Regions from separate parts of the Homo sapiens genome. Here region 2 is linked to region 1. Evidence: chromatin loops called from intact Hi-C (ENCODE). Cell type or tissue: HepG2. All regions are shown on one strand. Each heading gives the region's core, and the rest is flanking DNA. Links, peaks and the distances in the headings are about the cores only.

Region 1 (5,815 bases), core at 336-5,335:
TCTGGGGAGTGTTATACTCCTTACTGTCTTTTTCCATTTTTTGTTTAACCAATTGAGCTTTGAGTGTTCTATTAGTTCTTTCAGTTATGGCCTGTCCTTGGGGAATTATAGGGGATTCCTGTTGTATGTGTAATTTTCCACTGATTTAGGAATTTTTGAAATGCTTTGCTACAGTATCCTGGCCCATTATCCGTTTTAATTTTTTCTGGAACTCCCATGACAGCAAAACAAGATAATAAATGTCTTTTAACATGGGAAGTACTTTCTCCTGTCTGGCAGGTTGTCCACATGAAATGTGAATAGGTATCAACTGTCTCATGGACAAATGACATTTTTCCAAATGAAGGTACATGTGTGACATCCATTTGCCATAATGCATTAGGACATAAACCTCTGGGATTAACTCCTGCCTCCTGAGTGGGCAGGTGTAAGACTTGACACTGAGCACAATGTAGTACAATATTTTTTGCTTGTTTCCATGTGATATAATATTTATTTTTTAATCCTGTTGCATTTACATGAGTCAGGGCGTGAAGTTCTTGTGCTTCCATGAAATCAGATGATACTAGGAAGTCAGCTTGTTCATTTGCCTTAGTTAAAGGCCGTGGTAAATTAGTATGTGCTCGAATATGAGTAATATAAAGTGGGAAATTTCTTTTTCTTATAGTTTATTGTAACAATTTAAACAGCTGATTTAACTGATCACCCATACTATATTTGATTAGGGCTGTCTCAACATCCTTTGTAGCCTGTACTACATATGCAGTATCTGAAACAATGTTAATAGGCTGATTAAATCTTGTTTAACACTGAAATGACAGCAGCCAATTCTGCTCTTTGAGCTGAGTGATATTGAGCTTCAATGACTCGTTCTTTTGGCCTGATGTAAGCTGCTTTTCCATTGCTGGAACCATCAGTAAACACTGTCAGAACATTTTTGAAAGGTTTTTTTCTGGTAATTTTAGGTAAAATCCAAGTAGTCAATTTTAAAAACTGGAAGATTTTTGTTTTTGGGTAATGATTATCAATAATTCCCACAAAATCAGCAAGACCAGTCTGCCATGCAGACTGAATTGATAAAGGCTTGTCTAACCTGTTCCTTGTTTAAAGGGACAATGATTTTATCTGGGTCACTTCCACACAATTTTACTATTCGTAGTCTTGCCTGACCAATTAATGTAGCCATTTGATCTAAGTACAATGTAAAAGTCTTTACTGTGGGGAAGGAATGGCCACTCCACAATATCTGTATTTTCAACAATAATGCCTGTTGGAGAGTGTGCAGTAGCAAAAATCTAAAGTTGGAGTGGGGCTGTATAGGAAGACTGGAATAGTGATCTCTGCATGCCACTGTTCTAACAAGTCTCGGCCCCATAAATTAATTGGAATAGAAGTAATCATAGGCTGAACTGTACTCTCTTGATGCTCAGTTCCTAAACAATGTAAAATCATGGACTTTGATACACTTCTGAGGCGGTGCCCACACCAACAAGTCCTGTAACGGACTTGTTTAGGTCAATTTTTTGGCCATTGATTTAAGGCAAGGATAGAAACATCAGCCCCCATATCCATGATTCCTTCAAACTGCTTTCCCTGAATAGTAACTGTACACACAGGTCTATTCTCTGAGAGCTGACTAGCCCAATAAACAGCATTTCCAGCAGGGTTGGTACTTCCAAACCCTCCTGTTTTTTCTGTTTTGCTATCCCCAATTTTGATATAAGGCAAGAACAGTAACTGAGCAATTCTATCACCTGGATTGGCACTCCAGGGAACAGTAGAGCTAATCACTAACTGAATTTCCCCTTTATAATCAGAGTCAGTTACCCCAGTATGAATTTGGACTCCCTTCAAATTTAGACTTGATTTTCCTAAAATAAGGCCTACTCTCCCTTCTGGCAGCGGGCCATGTACCCTTGTAGGAATCTTTTGCAGGGGCTCTCCAGGGAGTAAAGAAATCGTAAATCTTTACATAATCATAAAGAACATAAATCTACTGCCGTGCTGCCTGCTGTGGCGGGGGATAACTGTTGTATTGTTGTAATTAGCTGATTTCCTGAAATGGTGGTATTTACTGTGGGGGTTGTTGTCCCTGAAAACCCTGAGGAACAAATGGCTGAATCAGGAATGCCCCACTTTGTTGCGGGGCCTGGGGCTGGCCCTGTTTGCCATTTCCTGACAATGGTTGCCCATTTTTATCAAATTTAGAAGGACATTTTTTAGCCCAGTGTTTTTCTTTTCCACATTTTGGACACAGGCCAGGTGGCTGTTTACTTTTGCTCTGTTTATTTAAGCCTGGGCAATTCTTTTTTAGATGACTGATTTGACCACAATTATAACATTTTCCCCCAAATGTTTTAACTTGTCCTCCTAAAGCAACCCCCTAATTGCTTGAGCCAATAGCATTGCCTTATGCATAGCTCCTCCAATCCCATCACAAGCCTTCACATATTCTGTAATTACATCAACTCCTGCTGAAACCTTTCCTCTTAATGGCTTTATGGCTGATTGACATTCTGGATGTGCATTTTGGTAAGCCATTATTTCTACAATAACTTTTCAGGCATTATTATCTGCAATGGATTTTTGAGCTGCAGCATGCAACCTTGCCACAAAGTCTGGATATGGCTCTTTAGAGCCTTGTCTGATTGAACTAAAAGAAGGGCAGGCAGATCCTGGGTCCTGAATCTTTTCCCAGGCCCTGAGGCAAATAGCCCTTAGTTGTTCAATAGCCTCATTTTGCATTATTGATTGTTGGTTAATAGTGCTCCAATTTGGACCTGTTCCTAGCAATTGATCTGCATCTATATGGACAACAGGATAAGTAGCCTGATTTTTCTGTACATATTCTTGTACTCCATCAATCTACCAGGTTTTAAACTGTAGGAATTGAGAGGGTGAAAGGGAAGATTTAGCCAAAATTTCCCAATCCTAAGGAATAAGTCTATTTCCAAGAGCAATGGAATCTAATAATGTTCTCATACAAGGAGAGTTGGGTCCATATTGTTTAACTCCTTCCTTCATATCTTTTAACATTTTCATGGTGAAAGATTCATATCTACACTCAGTTCGGACAGACGCTCCTGCTTGACTCCCTTTCCCGGCCGGGTGGGTTGTAAAATTACTGGGAACTGCCATGCCTCAAGATCTCCCTGTTTTCTGGCTTTATCAATGATTTCATGGAGTGCACTATCTTGTCCACTAGGTGGTACTGTAGGATCAAACACCATTGCCGTGGGATGTTGATATAGTGCCCTGCTATTTGGGTTGGGCGCACCACCTGAGTTCTATACTGAACCTCTGGAGACGGCCGATACTGAAATTCGGCTGGCGGCTGGTGTTGATAAGCTGCCGGTGGTTGGGTTTTATTTTCCACCAGCTGATATTGTGGATACTGTGTCTGGATTGGCATTTGAGGTTGTAATGTCACAGGCATCTGAACCGCGGGAGAAGGAGTTGGTGGCCATCATCGTCTAAACTCTGATGGCCCAAATAATTCTGGACCTTTTCCCCCCAATTTTGATGGTTCAGGATATATTACTTCCTGTAACTGATTATAGTCAACATTTTGCCTTGACTGAGCCATTACAGACTCTACTACATTTTTACAATGTGAACTTCCCATTCCTTCCTTGAACTCTGCTCCTGCCTCTTCTTCACAATCTATTACACAGCTTTCAGGGACATCAGAAACTGAAACGCTAGCCAATCAGGGAATGACATTGCAGTAGGGGCTACCTGCGACAGGAATAGGAACCCCTTCCCCTCCTTGCTCAGGTGTGTTCTCACCATTGCTCCATCTGCGAGTCATACCCTTCTATAAAACTAAAATTGCCATGCTAAGAAAATGTATGTTCGAGGGCTATTTTTTTTGTGGCACTGAAACTTTATTTCTAACAGTCTGGAAAGGTGTTCATCTCAAACAATACTGCCCCTGATGGAAGTATAATAAAAGTACTGCAAGGTCTAACTGCTCTGTCCAATGAGTTAGCCAAAAACTCAGGGGTAAATGACCCCTTCACAGGGTGTCTAGAAAATGGGTAGGTAAATGGAAAGGAATCATATCCTCAATTCTTTCTTCTCTCGCAAGCTTTACTTTGAAGCAAAGGCAGGAAAACTCGAAGCGGGAGGGAACTCCCAGGTCACAGATAGGTGAGACACCAGTGGTTACATTATTTTGAGTTTGCGCTTCCTAGCTTGAGTTTTTGGGAGCCCAAGATATTTTTCTTTTACGTAAATGTGCATTGGAATTTAAGCATATTTGGTATATAAAACAATACCAATTTAGCCAGCGTTTACATGTCTATGTAAATCGAGTTTATGGACAGACACTTTGCATATTTTTCCTTTTTTTTTTTGGTGAGACAGAGTCTCACACTGTTGCCCAGGCTGGAGAGCAGTGGTGCAATTTCAGCTCACAGCAAATCAAGGGATTTTCCTGCCTCAGCCTCCTAAGTAGCTGGGATTACAGGCATGTGCCACCATGCCTGGCTAATTTTTGTATTTTTAATAGAGATGGGTTTCTCCATGTTGGCCAGGCTGGTCTTGAACTCCTGACCTCAGGTGATCCACCTGCCTCGGCCTTCCAAAGTGCTGGGATTACAAGCATGAGCCACGGTGCCTCGCCTGCATATTTTTCTTGATTTGTTCATGTAGAAAATAGTTTCTTCCTAAAGAGATTTTGTGTTAAAACAATGCCTGGTTGAAAGTGTTAGATGCCTTAGATTTAGTTTTCCTCTTTTTGCCTGAAAGGGTTGAATGCTGAGGCATCTAGTATTCTTGTGTATGGGAATATTCCCATGTAATTTTTGTTTCTAGTCCTGTTGCTTCCTGTGTTAAAAATAAGACTAAGGTGTGTAGCTGCACCTATAGTTCAAGATGAAGGGGTCTGTGTGAGAAATACAGTGTTTGCACGTGTGTATGTAAGTGAGAGAGAGATGACATACAGAGTGCACAACCTCTTTGTAATACCCAGTTGACTCAGTGAAATCTGACTCTCTGAGCTGGCCTCTGGGCGTAGCTTGCCTACCCCAGGTCTAGATCTTACTGGTTGTGTAGTTTTTCAGCACTCAGATGTTGAGAGCTATGTATTTCTCAGAGCAGTCTTCTCTCTCTCTCTCTCTCTCTCTTTTTTAATGTGCATAGGTGCATATAAAAATTGTGTGCCTTGTTTAGATGAGATCGGGGTGTTCAGGATAGTATAGCTGTGGATCCTATCCCTTTTCAAGGATGATAGATTTATTGCTAGGCATGTTCTGGAAGGAGATTTTTGTTTTGTTTCTGTGGGGTTCCCTTTTTGCTCAATGAATGAATTGGTTATTTGAAGGCATTGGTTATTTATTCCATAAGCACAGGGTGGTGGCCTCTGCGCAGGCCCATGCTTGAAGGTACTTGCACTAGGGACAGTTGCTTTCTTCCCTCCTGGAGTTGATAGAGTTGAGGGGAGGCAGATACTGGAAAGCAGCCACAAATGCACCAAAATGTGCAGTGGACTGAGAGTGGCCAGGATGTGAGGAGTTACTACAGCTGCAGCACAGACCAGCATCACGAGAGTTTAAGTGTAGGAGAGGGACTATTGAGGGAGAAGGACAAAAGACACATTTACCCTACAGATTGAAGAAAATTACTATAGGGGTTTCTTCTCTGTTATACTCATTGTGGTGTGACTTTTTTTTTTTTGAGACAGACTTTCGCTCTTGTTGCCTAGGCTGGAGTGCAATGATCTTGGCTCACTGCAACCTCTGCCTCCTGGGTTCAAGTGATTCTCTTGCCTCAGCCTTCTGAGTAGCTAGGATCAGAGGCGTGCGCCACCATA
Region 2 (5,815 bases), core at 257-5,256, 77 kb after region 1:
GCATGGAAAGAGTGGCTTACTTTTCAGTAGCAACAACCTAGAACCAAGCTGAAATGTGAGGAGAGTAGAGCTGGGAGTAGTGGCCTTTTAGGTGTCACCTCCCCACCGTGGTGGGGTTGATGGAAACATTTTCGATTGTCACAATGGGAGTGGATGCTACTGGCTTGTGGTGGGTAGAGGCCAGGGGTGCTGCTCAACATGCTACAATGTATGGGACTGTGTGCACACAGCAAAGAATGATCCTGCCTAAAAGTCAGCCATGCTGTGATTGAGAAACCTTGCTGAAGAGAGATTCATCAGGAATATGCCTTCCAAGTGGGTGGCAAGGCTGCTGGCTTCAGAAATATCTCCAGCCTAGCCCAGATGTGACACTTAAGGAACCCAACCCATCACCCTCACACTATCTTTCATTGAGGTACCACCAAGCTCTTTATTCTCTTGCACTTTGATTATTCTCCTGCCCCTTAACTACTTCTGCACCTGCCGCTGGAGCAGTCGTGGGTGCTTTGTTTGTCACTAACATTCTCATCTTTGTTCCTGTGTGTGTGTTGTTCTCATCTGTGTTCCTGTGTGTGTGTTGTTGGGCAGAAGAGATGTGTTCAGAGTTGCAGAAAAGCTGAGGAGGCACAAGGCACCAAAGTCTCACCACTCTGGCAGACTGCAAATTAATGTGTTCATTAATTCTGGACCCTAAGTTGGAGGGGTGAGATGCTGGCAGGAGTGCAGGCAGGGCTGGCCCTGGAAGAGAAGCATCTTCTGTGGAGGTGCTGTGTCTTCCAAGTGCCTTCCACAGCACCCTGGCACTTGGCCTCAGCAACCATAGCCTAAGATGCTGATGAATCAGGCCTAAGAGGAAGTGGTCAGGCCTCCTCTATTACCTAGTCCTTGGGCATTGTCTCAGTTTGTTTGGGCTGTAACCAACACCTTAGACTGGGTAATTCATATGCAACAGAAATGTACTGCCCACAGTTCTGGAGGCATCCATGATCAAGGTGCCAGAGATTTGCTTTCTGATGAGGTCCTGTTCCTCAGGGATGGCTCCTTCTGTGTCTTCACATGGTGGAATGTGCAGGGGAGCTTGCCTGAACCTCTTTTATATGGGCACTGATCCCATTCATGAGAGTGAAGCCCTCATGCCTTAATCACTGCCTGAAGTCCCCACCTCTTAATACCATCACTCTAGAGATTTGTCTAGCACATACAAATCTGAAAGGAAAACAAACATCCAGAACATGGCAGGCATTATGCTGTCCCTAAATGAATATCAGAACTAGAAAATATCCTAGTGGCCATTTCATTTGACATCCTCATTGTACCAACAAGGAAACCTGGGAAAGTGACATTTCTACTTGCTACGGTCTTCTCTCTTGATTGACCCTGTCTGGGGAATGGCTCCTGTCCCTTGTGTGTGCCTCATCAGCACCTCGAGGTACTTTTTATCTCCACATTGCAGAGGAGAAAATGCAGATGCAGCCAAATGAGGCAATGTGGACCAGGCACCCAGTGGTAGAGCAAGGACAGAACCCAGCCATCCTGCCTGCTTCTGACATTTTCTCCATTCCACTCGCCTGCTTACCTTCACAAGATCACAAGGCCAAAAATCAATAAGAAAGTCTTAAAAGCAAATGGACTGAAAAAACCACTGATTTAGAGCCCATATAGAGATGCATTCCAAGAAATACAACTAGTAAAGATTTCAGCAGATAAGAGGACTTCTGATAACAGTACGTCCCCTAGGTGTTTATGAAAGTGCCTATTTCCAGTCATGACAACCTGCCCTTTCCAAAAGAGGACCCAAGCTGATGAAAGATGTTCAAGGTAACAGTACTCCTGTATAACTTTATGCTGCGCATTTGTCATTGTGTATCTGCACAAGAAATTCCTTCCAGCAGACAACTTTCAGCTCTCTTTGCAGAAGTCTCAGACTACCCACCCTTGGTCCGTCTTTGCTGGTTCATCTCCTTGTTCCAATAAGCTTTAGTTGAATGTGAATACCGTTGTCCACACAGTCTAGAAATGAAACTTGCATTGGAGAGCATAGTTATGTAGAGAATTAAAGGTATGCAGCCAAACCATGTACTCAACATTAAAAATCCAGATGAGACAGAAATCAGGGGCACACTCTGCCTTGGGTTAGAGTGAGCATTGCACACCATTCTTTACTAGTTGCCTGAGTTGCACCCAGGCTGACTGCTGTTCAGAGCTGCCAGTACTCTAGCTGGACAGCCAGATGGCAATGGAGTCTGTGTCCATGCAGGGAATTCAAGAATTTTTGTTCCTCTGCCTGTGGGTCTTGAAGTGAAAGGTAAAAAGTGTAATCTCGGAGTCACATAGCCTATGGTTCACATTTTGTTTCATCTTCTTATCACATGAACCTTGACCTGATGTTTCCAGTGTTTGTCGTTCTATGTGAAAGAAAAACAGTACCAACACCCAACAGCTACTGCAAAGACTGAGATAGTTTACAGAGTACTCAGGTTTGGTTGAAGATGGTAATGTGGTCAGAATCGGCTCTGTTTCACAGGGCATGTGACTGCAGGTGTCAGTTCTGTGGCCCAGTGTGGTTGCAAGAATGCATGAGTGAGACTGGATGAATAAAATATGCGAGAAGCATGAGACTTTTCTTCCACAGTTGATTTGTCAGCCATGAGGTTTGTTTTTCAGGAGCCGTAATCAGCACCTAATGCTGTATTCTTCTGAATTCAGTAGATGTTTCTTGATGCTGTTTCATGATGGCTAAGAGTGTTTACTGGCTACCCTGGCTTGGATCTCAGGCCCACCCCTACAAACTGAGCAATGGGAGGCTGTCAGTTATCTTCAAAAGATCTCAGACACCTGATTTATCAAGGGGAAAGGGGCAGTGATAGAATGGTGCAGAGAGGCTTAAACCCATTGAGTAGGAGCCACTTGAGTGGCCCCCCATCAGCCATGAGAGTCATGATGTCTATGAGAGAGGAATCACTGTGGCCCAGAGTAGATAAGGAAGATTTCATGCAATGGAGTCTTGAGCCAAGAATGCAGTGAGGTCCTGCTTCATCCATTGACTGGGGGTTTTTCTATTCCACACTTTGCCAAAGACCTCAATGATAAAAGCTTGCAGGTGAAACATGGTATAGCATGGCGGGGAGTAGAGTCATTGGTGAATACAAGGGTGGGTTGCTTCATTTGGTAGGAATGGGTAGATGAAAAGGAAGGTGAATATACAGAGAGAAACAAGTAAGAAGGTTAGGTTCTTGTAAAGAAACTTGGCTTATGTCCTTCAAAAACACAGTGAGGAATTTCAGTGCACCCCCAGACCACCTCTGCACCAGGCAAAGTGACCCAGCCCTGCCAGCTAGGGTTGCCTGTATTAGGAAACTCCCTGCAGCACCCTAGACTTGCCGGCAGTAGGATGCCACCTCCCTCTCTTTGATGAAGGGCTGTCACAGCTTCCCCATCGCCCCTAGACTTCCACAGATGCTCAGTGGCCTTGGCTTCTTTCTTTGAAGCAGGTATCATCCACAAGAGCAAGGCATGGCTTTCTGTATATTCAGTACTGACCCCCCGCCCCCCAACAGCTTCATCAAGAGCCTTTATTCAAAGCTGATCTGAAAACACCTTTAAATTGCCAAGCGTCATTGATCAGCAGCTTCCTACAGTGGCAGTGAAAGAGATGATGCACTGGGGGAGAAAAGGAAAAGAGCCAGTATCTATTAGAAAAGATAAAATTCCCAGTATTCTGAGAAAATGATTCAGTGCCACACCAATCAGTGCACAACGGGCTTGTTTCTGTCTTTGGACTTTGGGTTGTAATGCAATTGCCCCCAGTGCACTTGGGTTCAGTGTTTGCTGTTCCCTCATCTTGGGCTGAAGAAAGGTGCCCTGTGTGCTTGCAGGGGGTGACACAGAGAAGCTTCAGCATGACCTTCTGCAAAGTCATGTGAACCATGGAGTCGGGGGATCCTGGAGTCAAATTTCTTTAACAGGAATGTCCAACTGGGGCACGCAGAGCAAACTCTTTATTGTCTGTTCTCTGCTTTATTCCTTTTTTTTTTTTTTTTGAGATGAAATCTCACTCTGTCACCCAGGCTGGAGTGCAGTGGTACAATTTTGGCTCACTGCAACCTCCGTTTCCCAGGTTCAAGCAATTCTGCTGCCTCGGCCTCCTGAGTAGCTGGGACTACAGGTGTGCACCACCACGTCCAGCTAATTTTTGTATTTTTAGTAGAGACAGGATTTCACCATATTGGCCAGGCTGGTCTCCAACTCCTCACCTCAGGTGATCCACCTGCCTCGATGTGCTAAAATGCTAGGATTACAGATGTGAACCGCCATGCCTGCCCTGGTCTCTGCTTTATTCTTAACAATACTGAAGTGGTTCTACCATTAAAGGCCCTTGTTCTAAGATACCAATTTTGGTCTTCCTGAATCTGAAACCTCTCCCTCTCCCCTTGCCCTTTTCCACCTTACTGAGCCCAAATCAGAAGGGCCCCTGGGCATCCTACAGTGCTGTCTTAGCCCACAAATTAAATGTGTTTGAAATCTGCAGGCCACTTTCAGATCTCAATGGCTGCGCGTCCCTCCTTCAATTTGGGTCTCACTCAACGTCAGCTTTCCTCTCTTGCCGCAGGTTTTTCTCACTCGGCTTTCACGTTTGGGATCGAGAGCCACATCAGCCAGTCCAACATCAATGGGACACTAGTGCCACCGTCTGCCCTCATCTCCATTCTCCAGAAGGGACTGCAGTATGTAGAGGCTGAGATAAGCATCAACAAGGTATGTAGCTGCTGGGCCTGGCCCCCAAACAGCAGAGCCCTGGGAAGGTGCAAGAGGTTGGAACACATTAGAAGCTAAAATGCATTTCCCTCAGGCATTTGGGATTAATTCGGCGGCAGGGTGCAGTGGCTCATACCTGTAATCCCAGGACTTTGAGAGGCTGAGGCAGAAGGATCACTTGAGCCAGGAGTCTGAGACCAACTGGACAACCTGGCGAAACACCATTTCTACAGAAAAATTTAAAGATTAGCTGGGTGTGCTGGTACATACCTGTTGTCCCAGCTACTCAGGAATCTGAGCCGAGAGAATGATACTGCCTAAGCCCACAAGGTCAAGGCTGCAGTGAGCTGTGATCACCCGAGGGCACTCCAGCCTGGGCAACACTGTGAGACCATATATCTAAAATAAATAAATAAATAAATAAATAAATAAATAAATAAATAAATAACGGAAGAACACTCGTTTCCACCCCACTTTGTGTTAACACCTTATTGATGTGTTGTGTGTATACATAGTAACGAGTTTCCAGTGCCCCTCCCACATGGGTCTGTGTATTTTATTTAAACGTGGAATCACTGGCTGCTGAATGATGGAAACAATTACATTGCCACATCTGAAAATGATGCAGCAAACCCTCAACTGCTCTGGGCTTCAGAGTGGACTTTTGCCTTGCACATACTATGATTTGCTCTGTCTTCTTCATTTCTTGGAGTAGGTTGAAGCTGTGTTTCCTGGGAACCTGACAGAGGGCATCACCAGAGGCTACATCAGGGCAGAGAGGTGATAGCTCTTGTGTTAAAGAGAACCTCAAGGATCGCTGTAGAGCTGATGGGGTGGGAGGATGGAATCATAAACCCACATTAAAATTTTGCACTTGGCTGGTATCCCATCCCGCTTTTTAGATTGTACCACAATAAGCTATTGTGCCAGTTTTATACAAATTTTGGTTTTAAACAACACCCCTTTCCCTGTCTTGCCCCATTCTGCTGTAGTCTCAGGAATCTATAGTGAAGATCTTCTCAACTTCTGGGAACTTCTGGAATCCACTCTCTTTCTTGCC

What was found. A loop is a pair of places that touch in the nucleus more often than their neighbours do. Peaks named below come from ENCODE experiments on the same cell type or tissue, not always from the same donor. Only the 100,000 strongest peaks of a DNase experiment are listed, where the experiment ranks them.
Region 2: it touches region 1 in a loop (5-fold over the local background); 1 of 110 quality-filtered maps calls a loop at or near these places.

The regions. Positions count from the first base shown.
Region 1 is chrY:6,961,728-6,967,542 of GRCh38, forward strand. All of the region lies in intron 2 of TBL1Y (transducin beta like 1 Y-linked), which reads left to right. Among named protein-coding and RNA genes, the nearest start is that of AMELY, 53 kb to the left of the region's middle. In HepG2, for the core only: a CTCF peak has its summit at 3,214 (motif pointing right); a DNase peak (open chromatin) is centred at 3,234.
Region 2 is chrY:7,038,371-7,044,185 of GRCh38, forward strand. TBL1Y (transducin beta like 1 Y-linked) reads left to right here. Exons shown (of 19, transcript NM_033284.2): 7 at 4,610-4,755. Among named protein-coding and RNA genes, the nearest start is that of AMELY, 130 kb to the left of the region's middle. In HepG2, for the core only: no CTCF peak of the experiment used is centred there; a DNase peak (open chromatin) is centred at 2,411.